2 separate regions of the Homo sapiens genome follow, and region 1 is linked to region 2. Evidence: read pairs that join two places in POLR2A ChIA-PET (ENCODE). Cell type or tissue: HepG2. All regions are shown on one strand. Links, peaks and the distances in the headings refer to the core of each region. The heading gives the core; the rest is flanking DNA.

Region 1 (11,037 bases), core at 1,510-9,509, 51 kb before region 2:
TACTTAATTAAATAACTCAGTCAGTCAAAACCAGTAGTCAAATTTCCTCATGGCACATAGAGGCACAGAGACTAACAAAGTATTATTTTTTCTACTCAGTCTTATAATGAAAGAAAATTTTTTCTATTCAGTCTTACAATGAAAGAAATTATTTTCTATAATCTTATGTTATTTCTTCTTCAGAAATGGGTACTAATTAACTAATAAAGCACAGAAGAGGAAAAAATCAAAGCTAGATGGATGATAGATACATAGATAGATAGGAAGATTTTTTTTAATGACTCAAGGGAGTCCTGAAAGGAAATACCAGACTTGTCTTTCTGACTACAGATGAACAGACATAAAACAAGTGTGCCTATTTTCCATTGAAGAAAAACAAGCATTTTTTCTAAAGCCAGAAAAACCTACATCTGAAAAGAAAAAAGAAACTATTCTAAGTTAAGAAAATAATTCTTTCTTGGATAAATTATGTCAACTTTTAACTTCCTAGAAATTGTAGGCATTATTTATTAGAAGTCAGTAACCAACTCTAGCTTTTTCCTTGTAGAAGTCCCTGGGAAAGGCCTACCCAAACATAAAATCCTTACTGTTGAATACAATTGTTACTAATTGACAAATTCAGGCCTTTGTCACTCTCACATATACTTTGTGCATACTTTTTCATTTAACAAATGAAAAGAATAATATTAGTCCATTTAGTTTTCACCACAACATTATAATGTAATATATTGTTAAATACAAAGAAACCTAAAAAAATCTCAAATTCATCATGACTGAATAGAAACTTTGAATTGATTTTCCTATATCTAATGAAGAGCCCTAGCTTTAAAACAAAATTGATGAAACCTAAAAGAATCTTTTCTTTTTTTTTTTTTTTTTTTGAGATGGAGTCTCGCTCTTTCGCCCAGACTGGAGTGCAGTGGCACTATCTCGGCTCACTTGCAAGCTCCGCCTCCCGAGTTCACGCCATTCTTCTGCCTCAGCCTCCCGAGTAGCTGGGACTACAGGCGCCCGCCATCACGCCCGGCTAATTTTTTGTATCTTTAGTAGAGACGGGGTTTCACCGTGTGCCAGGGTGGTCTCGATCTCCTGACCTCGTCATCCGCCCACCTCGGCCTCCCAAAGTGCTGGGATTACAGTCATGAGCCACCGCGCCCGGCCAAGAATCTTTTCTTACAGTACTAATGAGGCATTTTGCATATGTGCATCCTACTAAAAGATTAATAGTTTAGAAATTAAAATATTTAATTCTCAATGATATCTGCATACTTAAAATTAATGTTTCTTAAGAAATACTTGAACAATTGCATCTTCTGGATTTGCAAAGTAAAAATTTCTGCATTTTTCTCTGAAAACCTCTGGCATTAATTCTATATGAACATTCTATACTGAGAGAAATAAACCTACATAATTGTTAGTCATTTCTAAATTTCCTGTTCTTCAAACTTTGAAACTCTGTTTAGTCAGTCATCAACGGGCTCTGGCATGAGGGTAAATGCAAATATTTAGAGTAAGAGTTATAAATATGGTTTAGAGATTCTCTTTACTCGGTAAACAGAAAAATAGCCCCAATGATTTTTAAATGTTTTCTCATCTTTGTGGGAGAAGTTTAAAAATAGAGAGTAGTTAAGAAAAGTATTTTCTTTAGAAAGAATAAGTGTACTGATCATTTAGAAAAGAAAAAAAAAATACCTCAATTGAAATGTACATATACCTGGGATTTAAACCTGAGCCTTTAACCCTTTTGTTCTTTGTTTTGCATTCACTTTGACGTGATACAAAAGGCACAGTTTTTAAGTAGATAAAATGTCTCTGAACCGGTCTCCCATTTTCCAGCCACTCTAACAGTAACTTTAAATCCGCACCCTTCTGCTACCCTCAGGACTCCCGAAGCTTCTCACTGAGTCATTCACACCAGGTTTGCCCTCCATCTAGCAATCCATTTAGTCCAGCTTTTATGCCATCTCCCACTCTGATAGGTTATATTTCTGACTCTTCTTCTCTTAAAGATAAAGGGAAACATATTCATGGAAATGTAATAATATCTAATAATATCCTCAATATTTTATAAGAGACTTTCTATAAACAACCACTTTACCCAGAGTCATTCCAAAATACAAGAAATTTGGATTTGTTTGGAGAGAAAATTGGGGACAGGAAAATCTTACCATTTTTCTACTATAAAATAAACATATGCAGATCCTTCCTATCATGAAGAGCTTGTATTACTCTCTACAAAATATGCAAGAGTGGAAAAGTGAAAGACTGTTAAGCATCAAACTAACCAATTGAAACATAATCAGTAATTTAACTTCTTATTCACTTATGGAGATACATTTCCCTCAAAAAAAGTTAGAATGAAAGTGTATAAACTTATATAAGTATTTCTAATGCAAATAAAAATGTATAAACATATAGGTATTCTAATGCAAATAAAAAATTGGAATATAATCCAAACAATTGCTCCCTTATTTCCCTCCATAAGCCATCCCCCCAGATATTCACTTGAATTAGTGAGAAATATGGAATTGGCTGAAGATTTCATAGGGAATGAGGAGAAAAAAGGTTATATCATAAAAACCACCCTAGGTCACCATCTTTGGCTTGTCCCACCTTTTAAGTCCCTCTGCCCCCAGATCTTCCATGATGAAAGAGTCCCTCTCCTTGACTTTCTTCATGTTACACTGGGCCTCTGGAATATATATACATTCGAATTTCCTAACCTTTTACTTTAAATTTCTCAGTTCTTCTCCGTGTGGTTTAATTCAGCTCAGTGTCAGTTTCTAGCTGCAGAACTGGACATGCAGATCTGCATATATCTCTATGCCATATGGGTCAAGTTGGACTAAATTATCTTTAACGATCCTTCTACCTTGAACATTCTGCAATTCCATGTTTTCAATGTGACAGCCTTATCAAATGAGAAAAGGACCTGAGTGGTAGGAAAGAATATATCAAGTTAGGCAATTAGGATTCAAGTTTGAGAGCTTGTTCATTCCTAAGCCTCACAATTGCTCCTCAAGTATTACGCTCTAGCTAGTTCAGCTTAATATTTTTAAAGAATAAAAAGTTCATTTAAACTTATTTAAACTATATTAATGAGACTTTCTCATATTTTTTTATCAAGTTTTTCAAGTGCAAGAAAAATATAGTTAATGTCTGCAATCCATGTTTATCCATTCTTAATAAATTAACAACTAATAGAATCTATAAACATATAAATTGAAATTAATACTAATCCTGTCTCATAAGGATAGCCACAGATGGAAATTAAACAGAAATGAATGCACTTTGAATCTATTCATATTCTATATTTTAAACATGAAATTCAAGAAACTTGTTACTTAAGTTTAAAGTTATAAAATTGAACTTTATCAATCTTCTATAAAACAACTAAGATTGTATAGCTAAAATAGTCTCATGTTGAAATTTTAGTGGATAGAGTTTAGAATGTTTTTATTAAAAGGTATTTTTTCTTCTTGATGTCTTCTATAGCTTTAAGCTTTGCGAGATGTTTTGTAATCTTTTAGTGCCAGTTCTTAGCTAAAACTTTCTCAACCCGTAACCCAGCTGAAGCTTGGAATTTAAGCCTTGAAATTCTCAGGAGTTTTCCAAGAAGGTATGTGTGCGCTGACATCAATAAATGAATTATTTGATCCAAAAAAGTGTAAGTTTTAAGAAATATATCATATAAATAATTGGCAGATGTTCACTTTTTTGAGAGAAATTCATCTCTAGCCAAATTATAATAAACTACATAATATAAATGCTTTCAAAAATAATTGTAAAATATTTTTGGGTATATAAGCATTGAATTGTTCAGTATTAGTTTTTCATTATATAGATATTGAAAACAATAAAATTCTTTTGTTAGAATAATACTTTGAAAATTTGGTTTGCTAAAATCATTCAGTTAACAATAATATATTGCAACAAAAACATGCATTTAAATAAAACAAAGAACTAATTTTAGTAACATATGATGTTGACAATGGAACTCTTTTTCCAAAATGCTTCTGATTTACAGCAGTGACATAGTCTATGTATTTAACAGCAATAACTTAAGTTACTAGATAAAATACAGATAATTATTATTTTGATTCAATTTTAATTTTTAAATGTATACTGTTTATTTATTCAGTTATTAATGTATTGAAAGCAAATGGCTGTGTTTAAAGCATTTAATGTCTTGAAAGCAAATGGCTGTGTTGATGAGTCCAAACTTATATCTGCAGTTATGTGGAAAATTGACAAAAAATCCACATCAGAAGTGATGATACCTAAAAGTAAATATTGGCCAGCATCAACAAACATGCTAATTATTTAACAATAGCATTCTTGTTGACAGGGCACAACCCATAAGACAGTGTTTCATAATTATTTTAAGGAGCTGATTTCAAGGAGCTCACAATGTAACAAGGGATGCAGGAAAATAAGAAGATAATTATAGTGAAACATTATAAATTACTATGCATGTAGAATACAAGGTACTCCTGGGATAATAAAGAAGCAGTGGAGGAGAAGCTCTACATCCAAGGACAATCTCACGTGTAAATAAGCTGTGTGGGCTCTAACCTCCTTAGCTACCTATACAATCCAACAGACTTCAAATTTCAAATTTGTATTCACTGTGTTTATTTTTGCTTGTGAAGACAGTTTTCCTGGAGAAATGGAATGAGTAGGCAGAGGACTGAAGAAAGTAAGGAGGATATGATGATGTGTAATTTCTAAATGTTTCATAAAATATCAAAGCAAAGAATTAGATCCCAGCTTCAAAGACAATGAAACTTCCTGCAGAACCTTAAGAAAGAAAAGAAATGCAGGCTGGCAAGCAGAAAAAAAAAAAGCCGAGTTCGCAATTATCTGGGTTTTCAGGCAAAACTAAGCATGAAAATGATCATTTCTCTCTCCCATTCCACTGCCTTCTGTATACCTCAAACATCTATCTTTTAGGGGTCCCACCTTTCCAACCATTACCCAGCCTCTAAGTTCCATGTGCCTCCTTTCTAACATAAACCCCATACCAAAACTTCCCTTTCTTAACCTGTTGGCAAATTCGGGTAGGTCTTAAATATTAAAAATCTTACTAAGCTAATTCTACAAAATCTCACAAAACCTCTCCTTATCTGAACCTCATGCTCCTAATCTCATCAACACTCTATTTCCTCCCCCATACCTAACCTTTCTAGAATAGAGGCATTTTATTATAAAAGGGACTCCCATCATGCCAGTTAATTCCTAATGGATGGAATTTCAAACGGGTGGCAAAGTGGAAAAAGAACCTGAAACAGTGGTTCCACAGTTCTTCAAATCTCACCATGGGAATCCTATCCCACTAGAACAAAAGGTTAACTGACCCTTGTAAATAACTGTTAGGGTCTGAACTTTGGTGCCTGAACTTTGGAATCTCTGTTTGGCTGTTCAGAAAGCTTTTTTCCTTTTCTATTTGGGTCATTGAGGTTTTTAGATTAATGTTGCAGACAACAGAAATGCTACAATTTATATCCTACATCCCCAAGATAATAAGTTTCCTGAAAGCACTAACCATGGTTCATCCTCACTGTATCTAACACTAGATCCAGCTCATGCCTAGATACAGATAGATACAGACTAGATACAGAAGTCATTCAAAACTTTCATTGATTGTCAATTTAATTTGTCAGATCGAGTCAACTGTAGCCATATGGTAAATGGCCATGAGCACTTGATACCGTGCATCCTCTACATTTTTCTTTTCTCATTAGAACGCAATCCAGAAATTAGTGTAGTTAAAGGTATACCGTGAAGGTAAACAGGCTAGCAGAAGCTGCCTTACTTCAATCCTGACCAACTGAAGAGGTTAAAAATATTCTAGCCACTAGTCAAAACAGGGTCTATTTAAATGGCCCAATGATATATCCTATTGGCCCAGCAGCCACACCACAGTCATTGCCCAGAATGTTACTCAATACTTACAATGTGCTGTTATGGCTGGCTCTTCTTTGGCCTCCCCACTCAAATCCAAGTCCCAAACCAGTACTAATTCCCATTGATATTATTTTGTATTTGGTTTAGGTGAGTAGACAAAGGGGATGCTAAAGGAGTTTAAATATGAAAATCTTTCCAGTGACTCAACCACCCTGTGAAGCAATGTTTTTTGTTGTAGAGAAACTTGCTCATGGCCACTTACTACATTGGTGCAGTTGCTTCTTGATTAGCCAAATTAAACTAACAGCCACAAATCTGTCCATTCAGGGGTTGTTCTTTTGTTCACTCTTACTGTACCTTAAAATTGTTCATAATCCTGGAAAACATCAAATATGAAATGTATCTACAAGCATAGGGAGGGGAGGATATTGGGGACATTACTCACTAGGAAAAATCCAGTGTAGTTAAATATTAACACAGCTACCTTTATTTTTAAACTAAAACATATATTTTATAGTAAAAAAAATAGTGATGATATTTCATGCTATTTCTAATATTCTTTGTCATCCACATCCTGGGGTATATGTAACTAATTTATTCATGGGTTAGAAACTGTTCTGTTTGTAGTCATGATCATCTAGGAAAAATTTCTATACCCTGTGAACTCAAGCTTATTTCCTAATGCCATATGGCACAACCCCAAAATCTGGATTAGCCTTGACCTTTCTTCCGTAAGGGCCTCATTGCCAAAAATTTCTACAACACACCTACTATAGAAAGTTCCTAATTTTCAACTATCTTTAGAACAACTTTCAAACAGGGTCATGAAATAAATTTAGGATGTCATGGCCAGTATTGTTTAGTAAAATAAAATTAATAGAATAGAATTGATCAGGGTAAATTGCCTGTAGTGGGATTAGCACCATTTTGTAAAAGTTTTGCTATACATATGTATATCAGGTCATCATGTAAAATCTGTGTTTTACTCAGGTCACTGTCAAAAAAACTTGGAAATCCATTCCTCTTCATGAAACCCATTTGACATCACCTCAGCATGTCAGTATGTTCTTAGTCAATTGGCCAATTTCCCTCCACAACCCCCATCTAATTTTTTTTCCCAAATTTACCCATTTGGCTTATGATACTGTAAGTTTTCATGCCATAGCATTTGATAGCTTCGGAGTGCCTTTAATAATTTCTTCTCTTTAACTTCAAGTATCCAATATGTCCCTAAACAGTTTTGATCTATCTGTTAGTTAAATTGTTTTGACCCATTTTCACATTTATTCTTACTCACCAGGGCACTGAGGCCAGTTTGGTTCAGGCTCTCACCAAATCACACCTGAGTTATTACAATAAACTCTGAATTAATGATCATATTTCTAGTCCCTATCTACTCTGATTAATACCAAAACTTTCCTCTCCTTAAGATATTTTATTGGTTCCCCATTACATTTTAAATAAATGCCAAGCTTCTTGCTTTGGTATTCAAAATGTTCTGTAATCCATCTGGACAAGGTGGCTCAGACCTGTAATCCCAACACTGTGAAAGGCCAAACTGGGAGGATTGCTTGAGCCCAGGAGATTGATACTAGCCTGGACAATAAAGTGAGATCCTGTCTGTACAAAAATAAATAAATAAATAAATTGCCCAGATGTGGTGGTGCACACCTGTAGTCTCAGCTGCTCAGAAGCCTGAGGTGGGAGATTTCTTGAGCCCAGGAGTTTAAGTCTGCGGTGAGCTATAATCATGCCACTGCACTCCAGCCTGGCAACAAAGCAAGACCCTGTCTCCAAATTTAAAAAAAAAAAAAAAAGCAACATACTCTGTAATCTGATTCCACTAGTTTATAATGTCCCTGAAAGCAGAAGCTCTGTCTTTCTCCATCACAGCAGTATCCCCAGTGGCTAGCAGATGACTGGCGCATGTGTGTTCAATGTCTGTTAAACAGGTGAGTAGACAAATGAACAAATATGTGAAGAAATGATCTCCATAATATAATCTGTTATTCTCTTTCATGAATAAATTTTCCCATTAACTCAGTTATACTCCCTGTAACATTTTTTGCAAGCCTACAAGGTATTAAATGCCATACTAGATGAGAAGATGTGCAAGGTGCTATGAGGCCATCTTCCTTTTTCCCAGGGGGTCATGTTCATTTTCAGACACAAATCTCTGCTTATTGGGCTTTCTCCCACCATGATGATTTCCCCTGCTTTGTATCTATCTAAATCTTCCCATCTCCAGAGCACACCTCCAGACCTTCTCTTTTCCCAGGCTTACATTCTTCTCACTGTCTTCTGATGACCTGTATTACTTTGTTTTCATTCTTAGTTACATCTCTTGAATTTATAAGATTTTATTAAATTGTAATCATTTTATAAGAGTAAACATTTTCCCTATTCACTGTATTCTTTACAAAATCTCAGTTCAGTACTAGACAGTAGATAGTAATTAAACCTATGAATTAAATTCAGTGAGTAAAAAATTTCCAAGTGATTGTATTATGAAAAAACAAAGATTGCTATATCCCCATCTCTAGCAAATTTAAGATTCACATAAGTAATCACATACATTCCCAGCATGTAGCAAGTGCTCTATAAATATTTGTTGACTGAATGAATAAATGAATAAATAAATGAACAAATAAGCCACTTCCAGTCTGATGTCCATCAACTCCTTGATATCCATGAAAGTACAGTAAAAGTCCATGAGTTTGTTGCCAATAGTAGTTGAAAATAACAATAATAGAAATTTTGCATTTATTCATTATAAAGCTGCAAACACTAAAATCTTAAGTGTATTTATTTTGTATTAGAACTATATTAACTCTACTGAATCCCTGAGTGTGTGAGGGGAAAGAGGACAGCAGGGGATGCCCTGTTTGTTTAACAAGCACTTATAAAATGCCTTCAAACATGCCAGTCCCTGTTCTCAGCAGCGCTTTACCAGCAGTGGCATATTTGCTTCTCTGGTACTCTTACTAGAATAGCATTGTCATTATTGCATTTTACAATTGAGGAAACTGAGGTTAACATAAAGTAGCTAAGATTAAGTAACTTGCCCAAGGTCAATAGCTAGTGAACAAAACAGCAAAGAGGCATTCAAGATATATATATCCTATAATGCCTTTCAAAAAATTAGGACAACTATTCTCTGATAGTCCCTCAAAACTATTATTATGTTGACAAAGCTACATTCATTGCTATTGGCAATAGAAAATTTGGGAGAGGAGGGAAATTGAATTGCGACCTGAGATGAGGGTGTACCCTTTTTGTCTGGTGCTTTATTATTTGCTTATCTTAAATAGGCTTTCTAAGTGTCATAAGGGCTTCTTTGTACCTTTCCTGTAACCCACAGCAGCAAAACAGATCATTAGTACATGGGGCAGTACATGCCGAAGAAGAAAACAGACACTGGCAACCATGTTGGGAATGAGAAACATCCATGACTAGTTCTAATTTCAGAGTCTCACAATAAATCCAAGATGAAATCTACTATTTCATATTGCTTTATTCTACCATTTCTTTTTTCTTGAGACTGAGTCTTGCTCTTGTCACCCAGGCTGGAGTGCAATGGTGTGATTCCGGCTCCCTGCAACCTCGGCCTCCCAGGTTCAAGCGATTCTCCTGCCTCAGCCTCCTGAGCAGCTGGGATGACAGGCCCCGCTAATTTTTGTATTTTTAGTAGAGACGGGGGTTTCACCATGTTGGCCAGGCTAGTCTTGAACTCCTGACCTCAGGTGGTCCACACACCTTAGCCTTCCAAAGTGCTGGGATTACAGGCGTAAGCCACCGCATCTGGCCTATTCTACAATTTTTTAAACAGCCACACAAAGCTTTATTTTATATTTTAACTGACATTCTTTTTACTTATTACTTCATCACTGCTAGAAAACAGGTAAAAAGAATACTCTTTAAAACACTTAAAGTCTTTCTAACCTACACCAAGTTCTGCTCTTCTGGGAAGATTAGGTTTGAATTTGTTTTTGGTTTAGCTGTACTGATGATTACATCTGTGGAATTTGTTTAAAGACAGATGGTTGCTCAGATACAAAACTGCTGGATTAAGCAGAAGCAGAGTGAAGTGGAATGATAAATACAAAAATGCAAGCCATGTGAAGGCAGCAGTCAGAATAAAACCAGGTATTCATGAGAATGAGAGTCTTTCCAGTAATTACCTAGAGATTTTCTGGGTGAGATATACAGTCACTTCATAGAACTACCGCTGCACATTTTTATCTATTTCTTATTTATTCACCGAGCTCACTCAAATGAATATCTAGTGTCTGTTCTATTTCCCACATATTTCTAGTGTCTGAGCTAGGTACCACATGAAATATTATCGTGTATTGATTAAGAGCACTAGTTTGGAATTAGACTTCTCAAGTTTGAATACCAGCTCCACTTCTTACTAGTTGTGTGGGTAAGGTACTTCAACATGCTATGCCTTGATTTTCTCTCTTGAGAATAAATAATAATCTTAATTTATGGGGTAGCTGTAAAAATTAAATTAGTTAATGCTCATCAAGTATAAACATTGCCTGCCTCATATTGACACTCAGTGAATTTTAACTAGTGTTATCATTAATGCTATAAGAAAAAGCAGGGGGGACAAGCACAGGGTCTTACTTCAAAAGTGTTCAAGTGAAATTGCAATTACAAATATGCATGCAAGCGCACTTAACTAATAAGGCAAAGGTATTTGGCTAGCCATGAACTAACCCACAGAGACTCTATGGTTGTTCACGCAGGAAGGAAGAAAGATCTATGGGTCCAAGTGGTTAGAGATGTGACTTAACTAGGTCTTAGAAAATGGGTACAACTTGGACATTTTGCTATCCTCATTATTCAAACCAATCCAGTATTAAGAGAATAGAAAAGAATCTTAGGCCTAGAAAAGTCCTTAGAGATCATTGGTTTCATTCCCTTTGTTTTACAGATTAAAATATAAAGGCCAGTTAACCAAACCATCAGCAAATTTTTTTGATTACTTACCGTGTGCCAGTCTCTATTCTAAGTGCTGGGGATTCAACATTGAATAGACTGTACATATTCTTTGACCTGAAAGAGTTTACATTCCAGTGCAGAAGACAGCAAATTAACAAGTAAATAAATAAACCTTCCATG
Region 2 (11,037 bases), core at 1,746-9,745:
TGGGCACGGTGGCTCATATCTGTAATCCAACAAGTTTAGGAGGTTGAGGCAGGAAGATTGCTTGAGGCCAGGAGTTCAAAACCAGTCCTGGCAACATAGCCAGACCCTATATCTACAAAAAAATTAGAAAGTTAGTCGGGCATGGCAGCATGCACCTGTAGCCCCAGCTACTCAGGAGACTCAGGCAGGAGGATTGCCTGAGCCCAGGAGTTGAGGCTGCAGTGAGCTATGATCACACCACTGCACTCCAGCCTGGGCAACAGAGTGAGACCATTTTTTTAAAGGGAAAAAAAAGAGAAAATAAGATAGAAGATAGTACTATAGAATGCTTCTGTTCGTTTTCGGTTTTTAAAAATATATTTATGTATAATATTATTTATGGTACGAATCCTCTGTCACAAAAAGGCTTCAAAATACAGTAGCTTAAATAAGATTCAAATGTATTTTCCTGTAATGTTACATCCAGATACAAGCAGTCTGAGACTGATAGGGCAGCTATCCTTGACATGATAATACCTATCTCTAGATTCAAAATAGCTGTTCCGCTCTCTCCACCCGCTAGCTAGTGAAAAGAGGGGAAAATTCTAGGGGAAAAAAAAATAGGCCCGTTCCTTGTTGTGTTTTTTTGAGACAGAGTCTGGTTCTGTCACCCAGGCTGGAGTGCAGTGGCGCAATCTCGGCTCACTGCAACCTCCACTTCCCAGGTTCAAAGTATTCTCCTGCCTCAGCCTCCTGAGTGGCTGGGACTACAGGCACGCACCACCACGCCCAGCTAATTTTTGTATTTTTTGTAGAGATGGGGTTTCACCACGTTGGCCAGGATGATCTTGATCTTGACCTCATGATCCGCCCTCCTTGGCCTCCCGAAGTGCTGAGATTACAGGTGTGAGCCACCGCGCCCAGCCAGGGCCTTTCCTTTTAAAGAAATAACCCAGAAGAGGCACGCATTATTTTTACTCATCCCATTGAGTAGAACAGTCTCATAGCCAAACCTAGATCCAAGGGAGCCTAGAAATGCAATCATTCACTAGATGTGCCTAGATAAAACTAGGGAGTCGATGCTTAAAGGAAGAATGGAGAATGGTGATTGGTGGGTAAGTAACAGTCTCTCTCACACATAAATATACTTGAACATAAACAATTTTGGAAGAATAAGAATTTCTGGGAAGTTAGAATGAACTCCCAGAGGTCTGGATTAGAGAATGGCTTACCTATTTGGTAAATCATTTTGTATTATTTGGAATAATTGCCGAGTATGTATATGCTACAGTTCGATGTTTTCTCCCCCAAAACTTTTGTTGAAATGTGGTCTCCTGTGTTGGAGGTGAGGCCTGATGAGAGATGTTTTGGGTCAGGAGGGTAGATCACTTATGAATGCCTTGATGCCATTCTTGAAGTAATGAGTAAGTTCTTCCTCTGTTAGTTCCCAAGAGTCGGTTGTTTAAAACAGCTTGGCACCTCCCCACCCCTTGCTTTCTCTCTCACCATGTGATCTCTCCCCTTCACCTTCTGCCATGAATGGTAGCAGCCTGAGGTTTTCACCAGATGCCCAATCTTACAGCCAGCAGAGTCGTGAACCAAATAAACCTTTTTGCTTTATAAATCACCCAGCCTCAGGTTTTCTTTTACAGCAACACAAATGCATTAAGACAGAATATTACTTTGGTGGCATTAAAAATTTATTCTCGCCACTGTCAGATGCATGATAAAAGTTTAGCTTTTTGTTTACCATAACTGGTCACACATTCTCTCCCCACTGAGTAGCAGGAAAAGGGATAAAATTTTAATTTTTGAATTATGGTATCTTTCTCTCTCAGACTCTCAAAAGAGTGCGAAAATTCAGTCTTTTTTGTTTTATTTTGTTTAAATGTCTACTTTCAAGTCACTCCCACCTTTAGAAACTTTTGCTGAGTGGCATGAAGCTACATGGATGGCGAGGGCTCATGTGCTCTCATGGCACTGTGGAAAGTGGCAGGTATACACTAGTGCTTGTCTTCAGATGTGTACTGCTCCTGAAGCGTGGTTGGTAAGGACCCATGTCAGACAATTTACTGTCTGTCACAGATTTTGGAGAAGAATGTTCAGGAGTGTGAAAGACACCCTGTCTCTGCACATTCACATTGTTCCACCTATTTATTCTGTCGGGGCTGCCCCATACAGCTCTCCCTGCAAAGTGGTTAACACTCAGCACACCAAAGGAATGGGGCAAACACCCCTCTGCCCTCAACATCCACTCACCAGAATAAATGTTCCCATGTCCTCAACTGATTTAGCACTTCTTTCCCCCAGGATTTCAGCATGAAGAGAAGCAGTCAAGACATGTGTATCTCATTGCTTTCTTACTCTCTCCCCTTATCATTCTCCTGGGGACAGAACAGACAGATTCAGGCTTTCTTCTTTCTTCCAATCCCTCTTTTCCCCTAGAATAGCAAACTTCATGGCCTAGCCATCATCCTTAGAGGCAGTACCATTTCAAAGCTGGGAAAAAATGCAACAACCTAAGTTCCCAGACCTGGTTCTTGGTATGTTAATGGGAGCTACACAATTGGAAATTCTTTTTCTTTCTCCACTAAGACTAGATTTCAAGATTATTATAAGAAATCCTTTTTGGTAGTTGGGAGTGGCACCACTGTATTTTTTTTTTTTTTTTACTTTTTATTTAAAATTTGCAAAACTACACAATAGTAAAGAAAAATTTTTAAATATGCATCATACAGATGCATATAATTGTTTCATCTATAACTCACCTTTTTCTGCTGGACTTTTTTTAAAAATAATTTCCACTTTTATTTTAGATTCGGGGGCACATGTGCAGTTTTGTTACATGAGTATATTGCATAACGCTGAGGTTTAGAGTATGATTAATCCCATGACCCAGCTTGTGAGCATGGTACCCATAGGTAGTTTTTCAGACCCTTGCTCTTTTCTCTTATTCCCCCCTCTAGTAGTCTCCAGTGTCTATTGTTGCCATCTTTATGTCCATGAGTACCCAGTGTTTAGCTCCTACTTATAAGTGAGAGTATATACTATTCAGTTTCCTGCTCCTACAATAATTCACTTAGGATAGTGGCCTCCAGCTGTATCCATGTTTCTGCAAAGGACATAATTTTGTCCTTTTCCATGTCTGCACAGTATTCTATGGTGTATATGTATGTACATTTTCTTTATCCAGTCCACCATTGATGGACACCTAGGTTGACTCTATCTCTTTGCTATTGTAAATAGTGCTGTGATGAACATATGAATACATGTGTCTTTTTGGTAGAATAATTTGCTTTTCTTTGAGAATATACCCAGTCATGAGATTGCTGGGTCAAATGGTAGTTCAATTTCTAGTCCTATCAGAAATCTCCAAATTGTTTTCCACAGTGGCTGAACTGATTGACATTCCCACCAACAGTGTATAAACATTCCCTTTTCTCTGCAGTCTCACCAGCATCTGTTATTTTTTGACTTCTTAGTAATAGCTATTTTGACTGGTGTGAGATGGTATTTCATTGTGGTTTTTTGATTTGCATGTCTCTGGTGATTAGTGATGTTGAGCATTTTTTCATACATTTGTTGGACACTTCCATGTCTTCTTTTGAGAAGTGTCTGTTCATGTCTTCTTTTGCTTGTTGAATTAAGTTCCTTCTAGATTCTGGATATTAGACCCTTTGTTGGATGCATAGTTTGTGAATATTTTGTCCTATTCTGTAGGTCCCAGCTACTTGGGAGTTTGAGGCAAGAGGATTGCTTAAGCCCAGAAGTTGGAGCTTCAGTGAACTATGAACAGCCACTGCATTCCAGCCTAGGTGACAGAGTGAGACCCTGTCTTTAAAATATATACATAGATAAAATTTAAAGATTCATGGTTTTCATAGTTAAATGCTTTGCATTAAAAAAATGCTTTTTTCATTTGGAAAAGTAAATATTATCTTATAATTATTTTCTTTCTTTAGTTCAACAACTGAAAAGTCTTTCACAGTTAAAACTGTCCTTATTTAGTGACAGATTTATAATTGACTCACATTTTTATTATTTTTAAAAGTATTTCAAAATTTAACTTTTTCTTTTGAATTTTCTAGTTGAAAATATAGTGCTTACGTTATCATAGTAAAGAATCAGAATATATTCACTGTATATATAATTATATTTTTAAAAAATAGATATAATGGGGTGTGGGTATAAACTAGAAGAAAAAACATTGTAATGTGATAACATCTGTAAAACTGAACCAACAATTTTCCCCCTTGAAGTTACCAGATAGTCTATAATGTAGCTATAGCAATCCTCTAGAGAAATAGTGTTTTTAAAACAGACAAAAATAGATCCTATAGATTTTCTTAATGTAATTTTCTGATCTTTTTCTTCCATCTGGTGGTCTCAAATTACAAATTATTTCCAATGTTTACTCAGTTACACAACTGTATACCAAGAGTTCCAGATGGCTTTTTACAACAAAGTTAAAGAAATGTTTCTGCTAAACACATTTTATGAAGGACTTCAAAAGACAAATGATGCAAATACATTTTGACAGAGAGACCTAACACTTTGGAATATGTAAATCTTTGTTCCTCTCTGGAGTATGTGGGAATGCTCTGTAACACTATTTAAATGATGACAAAATAATGTTGGGTATACAAACATAGTAGGGAATAAGAGAACTTGAATTCTAATCTCTCTTCTGCTCTAAATTGCTCTGCAATTTGAACAGTTTCTTAACCTATCTGAGCCTGTTGTCAGATGCAAAACCTGGAGAGCATGTTTCTCTCTCACATCACATTGCTGTTAGGCAAAGTTAAGGACTGCATTAATTAATGTTATTTTAACATTATTGGTTTTGAATCAGTAGCTAACCATCCAAAGAGAACTAGAATGTTAATTTGAAAAGTGTCTTATTAGCAGCAATATTAAAATGACCTAATTCAGTTGCACAAGTTTAATGGAAATTAGAATTGGAGAGAAAAGCAGCAAGTTCAAAAAGAAAGTAATAAAAAGAAGAAAATAAGTTGAAAAATACCACAGACTATTCAAAAGAAAGGCTCAGAGTTATTCAGAAATATTAGCTTTAATTAACCATAAAATGTATATACTAATTATCTATTAGGAAATTGTGCAGTGCAATAGGCTTGTCCAGATAATATCTACCCCTTCTAAGGATCTGCAAGCGAATTTTCTAAAATTCATGTATTCAAATAACTAATCTTTTGTAAAACAGTAATAATAATGCCACAGGTTTTTTGTTGTTCTTTTTTGTTTGTTTTTGTTTTGTTTTGTTTTGTTTTGTTTTGAGAGGGGGTTTCACTCTTGTTGCCCAGGCTGTAGTGCAATGGCACGATCTTGGCTCACTGCAACCTCCGCCTCCCGGGTTCAAGTGATTCCCCTGCCTCAGCCTCCCAAGTAGCTGGGATTACAGGCACGCACCACCACTCCCAGCTAATGTTTTGTAGTTTTAGTAGAGACAGGGTTTCGCCATATTGGTCAGGCAGGTCTCAAACTCCTGACCTCAGGTGATCCGCCCGCCTCGGCCTCCCGAAGTGCTGGGATTACAGGCGTGAGCCACCACGCCTAGCCCACAGTTTTTTTTAAAGTATTACTTAAAGTCTTACAAAAAGTGTTGCTATTGTAATCAGATTGAGAATGTGTTTTTGGAGGCTTAACAGGCATCTAGCATATTGCTGTCATTCTTTTACTAAGACAATATCATTAACAGTGGCTTAAGTTGATATGGTCTGCTATCTTTTTCTATTCATACATAAACATGCAGCCTTTTGTTCATGGATGCCCGTTCTGTTAGCCTGTTGTAAGATCCCAATTTATGTTCGTGGAACTGAATTGAGCTAACTATACAGATCTTTGACTACCACTTAGTACAGAGGCTTGTGCATAGAAAGCTATCCAGTTTAAATACGGGCCAAAAGTCCTGCAGAATTGCTGCTGCTTCTTGCAGACAATTATTTAAACATCGAATGCGTTTTAAATGGTGTATAACTTATAAGGCAAGAAATTTATAAGTAATACAATTTCTATAAAAGAGAAAATATCACTGTAAAAAATTTTTTTCTTCTACTTGTAGGAATCAGAAATGTCTCAAACTGAGTATAACCCACACAGTTACTATTGAGGAAAAAAATTCCAATTCTTAGGTACTTTAGAAAGAAATTAAAGGTGAAGATATTATATATCTAGAGAGTGTGTTTTGCATTACCTTTGTGCACCATTAAGCAACCCAAATTATTTTTGTCAACCAGTCAACATTTCAACCATATCTGGCTTCTTGGTGTTATCCAAATGTTTGTTTTTTTACATCATGTTGACTCCACAGCCACAGTAATTTTTAAACACTCGGTTCCTCTACCTTTGGACTTCAGGGCACTAATATATGGCAGGCATTTCAACAATGTTTTATATGACAGAAAAAGTATTCCACAGTGGTTTAATATGGAAAATTATAATAAACAGCTAGCATTTACTGAGCACTTATCTTGTGCCAGGCACTAGGTTTCACACGTATTATTTTATTTTACCCTCAGGGCAAAAAAGAAAACTGAGCGTTGGAGAGGTTAGGTAACTTATCCAAGGCCATAGGCTTAGTTAATAAATAAGCCGGGACTCAAATCCAGATCTAACTTAATCACTTATCTCTCAACACTCAACATCCTGTTATTGCAAGAGCAGTTCATTAAATGTTACAAGAAATTCAGTGTTTCAAGAATGCAGTACATGCTGACAAAGACATGGATACCATAGCTTCTTCATTCTTCTATAGATAACCATTATTTTATCTGTGTTCAGAGCTATAACTGAAGAAGTGGGAGAAGGAGGAAAAAGAAGGGGAAGAGAAAAACAGCAAGAACAAAATGAACAAGAACAGGAAGAAAGAAAGAAAAAATTAATTTAATATTTTTCCCTTGGAAAATAAAAGCTAAATTCCAAGAATATATCATTTGGATCATATTGGTTAGTTCTTAAGTTACTGTCTCTCTGATCTAAACCCATCCTTCTTTTCTTTATTTTGTAAAGTTGGGACAGAAACTTTGAGAATTGCGTTTCCCCTTTGTCAGTTAATTCCTGTTAAAATCTGCCAAAGACAGCTGCAGAAGAAGATTATAAAGCAGGAGGAAGACCAATATATTTTAGAAAGAAATAATATGGATAACAGCAGCAGTAGATAAACTGGGAAAAAAAAGAGGCAACAGAGAAATTCATTAAACAAATAAAATAAATCTTTAAAAATATTAATAAAATTTGAAAACTTCTGGCACAATTGATCAAGAAAAAAAGAGAAGCCACAAAAAAAATTGAACTGAATAAAAGGAATAGAGAAGTAGAGCTACAACAGAAATGAAGAAAGAATACTGAGGGTTTCTGCCTCAAGGAATGGCAGATAATTTATCTCTTATGAATACTCTGACTCCCAGTGGAAAATGGAATAGAGACAAAGTAGAAATGTGGGATTATTGGAACATATAATAAAGAAAACTTCCAACATAAACAAAATGGATTAGTATAATGAATCGTGAAAGAAGTCGGAACTTAAACATTGGAGGACAGAACACTACCATAGCTGCAGGTATTTCTGGGATGGCAAAATAAGGCTAGTTCTGGGAATATATAAAGAAAATGGAAATTGGAACCAAATGCTTCTTCAACATAAAAAGCCATTGCTAGGGTGAAGCTGACACAAACAGCCAGCTAACAGAAAGGAGCAAACAAAATTGGAAAATATTCAAAATACATAATGCATAGTGATAGTGCAAGTGTGTGCCAAACGTGCCCTCATACACTGTTTATGGTAATATTAATAGTATACAACCTTTCTGAAGGCAATGTGGCAATATGTTTCAATACCATAAAAATGTACATACTGTTTCATAAGGTGATCCACATTTGGTAGTTTGTTTAAAGACAAGATTCAGAGATGTGCCTCAAAATTTGCATTCCTAATGGTAATAAAATACATTCAACATGGGAATAGAGACCAAACAATTAAGCTGAGCAAGGATTATGCCCAAATCACCTCCTCCAGGAAGCCTTTCAGACAATCTATAAGGTGAAGTAGCTACCTCATCTGTGAGCTCCCATTGTCCCCTGCACTTCCCCCTAATTCACCACGCTTACAGTAGGCCATAAGGTGATGGTTTGATTATTTCTCTTATCCCCATCTGATGGTGTCTTTATCTCTGTATCTTCAGCACCTGCTCAAAGAAGGATTCAATAAATATTAATTGAATAAATTAAAGAAAAAAATAGGAAGAAAGGATACTTTTCATGAAAAAGGCATTGATCTGTAGACATGACAAATATGTGTAGGGATAAATTCATATTTCTTTTAATTAAAAAAAATCAATAGCCGAGTCTTCCACTTTATGAACAACGTAAGGCCTGTGCTGAGTTTCTTTCATTCACTTCGCCAGATCCACACCACACCCTTCTCCACCCTGGTCTGTGCTACAGGAAACTGACCTGCATGGACCGTGTCTACTGAATCCCTTGCCCTCTAGGTTCCATGAGGTTCTGTCAGTGGGAAGCCTGGTGGCAGATTGGGGTTGATAGGAGAATGAGGTAAGACTGTTAATTTCCTTGCTCCCTGCCTGCTGGGTCATTGTGAATCATTTGGTCTCTCTTTGGGAAGCTTCAGCTCTGGTTGGGCAGTTATCTCCAAACAGCCACCCACTCTGTGTTACAGTATCTGCTCTCTCCCCTTGCTTCTTCAGGCCTAGAAATAATACGGTCTCTCAGGCTGGGTGCAGTGGCTTACACCTGTAATCCCAGTACTTTGGGAGACCGAGGCAGACAGATCACTAGGTCAGGAGTTCGAAACCAGCCTGGCCAGCATGGTGAAACCTCATCTATACTAAAAGTACAAAAATTAGCCAGGCATGGTGGCACATGCCTGTAATCCCAGCTACTTGGGAGGCTGAGGCAGGAGAATTGTTTGACCCCGGGAGGCGGAGGTTGCAGTGAGCCGATATCGAACAACTGCCCTCCAGCCTGAGTGACAGAGTGAGACTTCTTCTCAAAAAAAAAAAAAAAAAAAAAAAAAGAAAAGAAAACAAAAAAGAAAAGAAAAGAAACGAAAAGAAAAGAAATAATACTGTCTCTCCATCTTGCTAGATCTGGCATAGTTGGGTTTTCTAAACTCTGCCTGCAGGTTTGTAAAAAAGTCCTCTTCTCAAATTACCTGGTTCGAATGGGCCCTCGGATTCTTGCCAGAACCCTGACTATTAAAAGGCCTTCATTCACAATTCTGAATAAGATCTTGAAAAGGGGACAAATTTTATGGTTGACCTTAGTATCCTCTAGTGTTTTTTTAATCCAAAGATATAATGATGAATATCAATAGGATCCTTTAAGGCAGTGTTAATTAGCAGAAATGTGCTAACAGTTTTACTATGGGCAAGCATTAATGCTTTTTAAAATCAATAATATAAACTATAGTTAGAAAATAGCATAAAACAAGCTGTTTCATAGCAGAAAAAAAGCTGTAAACCAGGAAAAACATTATCAGTTTTCTCTCCAAAGCAACGATGCAATTTAATCTTAAAATTCTAAAGAACAATAAATATTAAGAATCACTAGACAATAGGTGTCTCCATTATGCTATCCATTTTTATGTCCTATACTTTCAGTGTTTAGAACAGCACCTTGTACATGAGGACTGAGAAACTACTTATTCAACTAACTAATCAGGAAGCATACTGTAAACAAAACATAAAATATCATCTGTATAAAAAGGAAGATTTTACACTGAGAATATGAAGTGACAGTCTGGTTATTAATAAAGACATAAGTGACCAAAAGATCTAGAAAATAGTAAATACCCATAAATAAATACATAAAAATGATTGATATGTACATAGACTAAAACTATTGGACTTGTATGAAAACAGTAGATACCATTTGTTAAGTGAATACATCTATTAAGTACTTCACATATACTATTAATAGCTTCAATGCGCACATTCCTGTTACGTGGAGGTAATTAAGGAAGGCCTAGGAGGGGGTGATAGCTGTGTTAACCCAGAAAGAAGGAACAGGAATTGTCCAAGAAGATGAAAGGAGAAAGAAAGTTCCAGGTAGAACACCAACTTGTGCAAAATCACAGAGACAAGAGAGAAGGATGCATTTCAGGAACTTCAGACATTTCAGTCCTGAAGAAGGGGTGAAAGTTGCCAGGAGACAAAGCAGGATTTTATCATGAAGACCATGGGAAGCCATTATTTCTACATAGAAATATCATTATCTAACATTTGTTTTAGGCAAGTGTATGGCAAAGCAGTGTAAAGATGATTGTTATTAAGACTAAAATGAATAATAAGGGCAAGTAATAAATATACTGTAAAGCACAGACACTCGTTCTTATCTTTCTTAGGTTTTTGCTACGCTGCTTTTTGCACCCCTGCATTATTATACCAGTCTACATTCTAAGAAAAGTCACCTTTGGCTTTGTGCCCCCCAGTCAGCTGTTCAGTCTGTCCGGCAGATCCCCATTGGCGTTTATACCAACCAAATCTTTTGGAGTTGTACATCCTTTGCCTAATGCCCTAACAAGGCTCTACAGCACTCACTGGGACAAGAGCACCACCTTGTGTTGCATCACTGATTGTTCACAATTCTCAACATGCTTTGTTTTTGCTTGAGCTAGAGCTACTTGTGGCTGAGGCCTTTGAAGCTTCCTCCCAGGAGTAGCATAGAATAGAAAATTGTTAACAAATATTTTTCCAAATATAAAAAAAATGGAGCCCAAGCCCTTTTTTCAATACAGTAATAGTGCCAATGCCTAACATTAGTATATTGGTTACTACATGCTGGAAAATGCTTAGCTTATGTCCTCTGAACTCTTGCTATTTACTATTGTTTTTAACAGATTTATGCTTTAAAAAATGTTTTTAATACAACTCAAATTATGCTCTAGGAGCTAAAAGTCAGTTAAATGTAAACTTACCCTGTTCTGTCTTATAGAATCCCACAGTCAGTAAGTTTTTTAAAAGGATTCCAAGGAGTTCTTAGAAAGTACATTCCTTGATGTCTGCAAGCCTTTGCAAGCAGATC

The links. ChIA-PET counts read pairs that join two places held together with the same protein. Peaks named below come from ENCODE experiments on the same cell type or tissue, not always from the same donor. Only the 100,000 strongest peaks of a DNase experiment are listed, where the experiment ranks them.
Region 1: POLR2A ChIA-PET joins it to region 2 with 21 read pairs; 4 of 35 experiments call an interaction of 5 or more read pairs at or near these places.

What each region holds. Positions count from the first base shown.
Region 1 is chr4:73,392,079-73,403,115 of GRCh38, reverse strand. No RefSeq gene overlaps it. Among named protein-coding and RNA genes, the nearest start is that of ALB, 6.7 kb to the left of the region's middle. RefSeq lists enhancers at 474-694, 5,351-5,431. In HepG2, for the core only: no CTCF peak of the experiment used is centred there; a DNase peak (open chromatin) is centred at 5,385; H3K4me3 peaks cover 124 bases.
Region 2 is chr4:73,341,098-73,352,134 of GRCh38, reverse strand. ANKRD17-DT (ANKRD17 divergent transcript) reads right to left here. Exons shown (of 5, transcript NR_187399.1): 4 at 2,239-2,363. Among named protein-coding and RNA genes, the nearest start is that of ALB, 58 kb to the left of the region's middle. RefSeq lists an enhancer at 8,328-8,829. In HepG2, for the core only: no CTCF peak of the experiment used is centred there; DNase peaks (open chromatin) are centred at 3,744, 4,474, 6,304 and 6,594; H3K4me3 peaks cover 2,761 bases.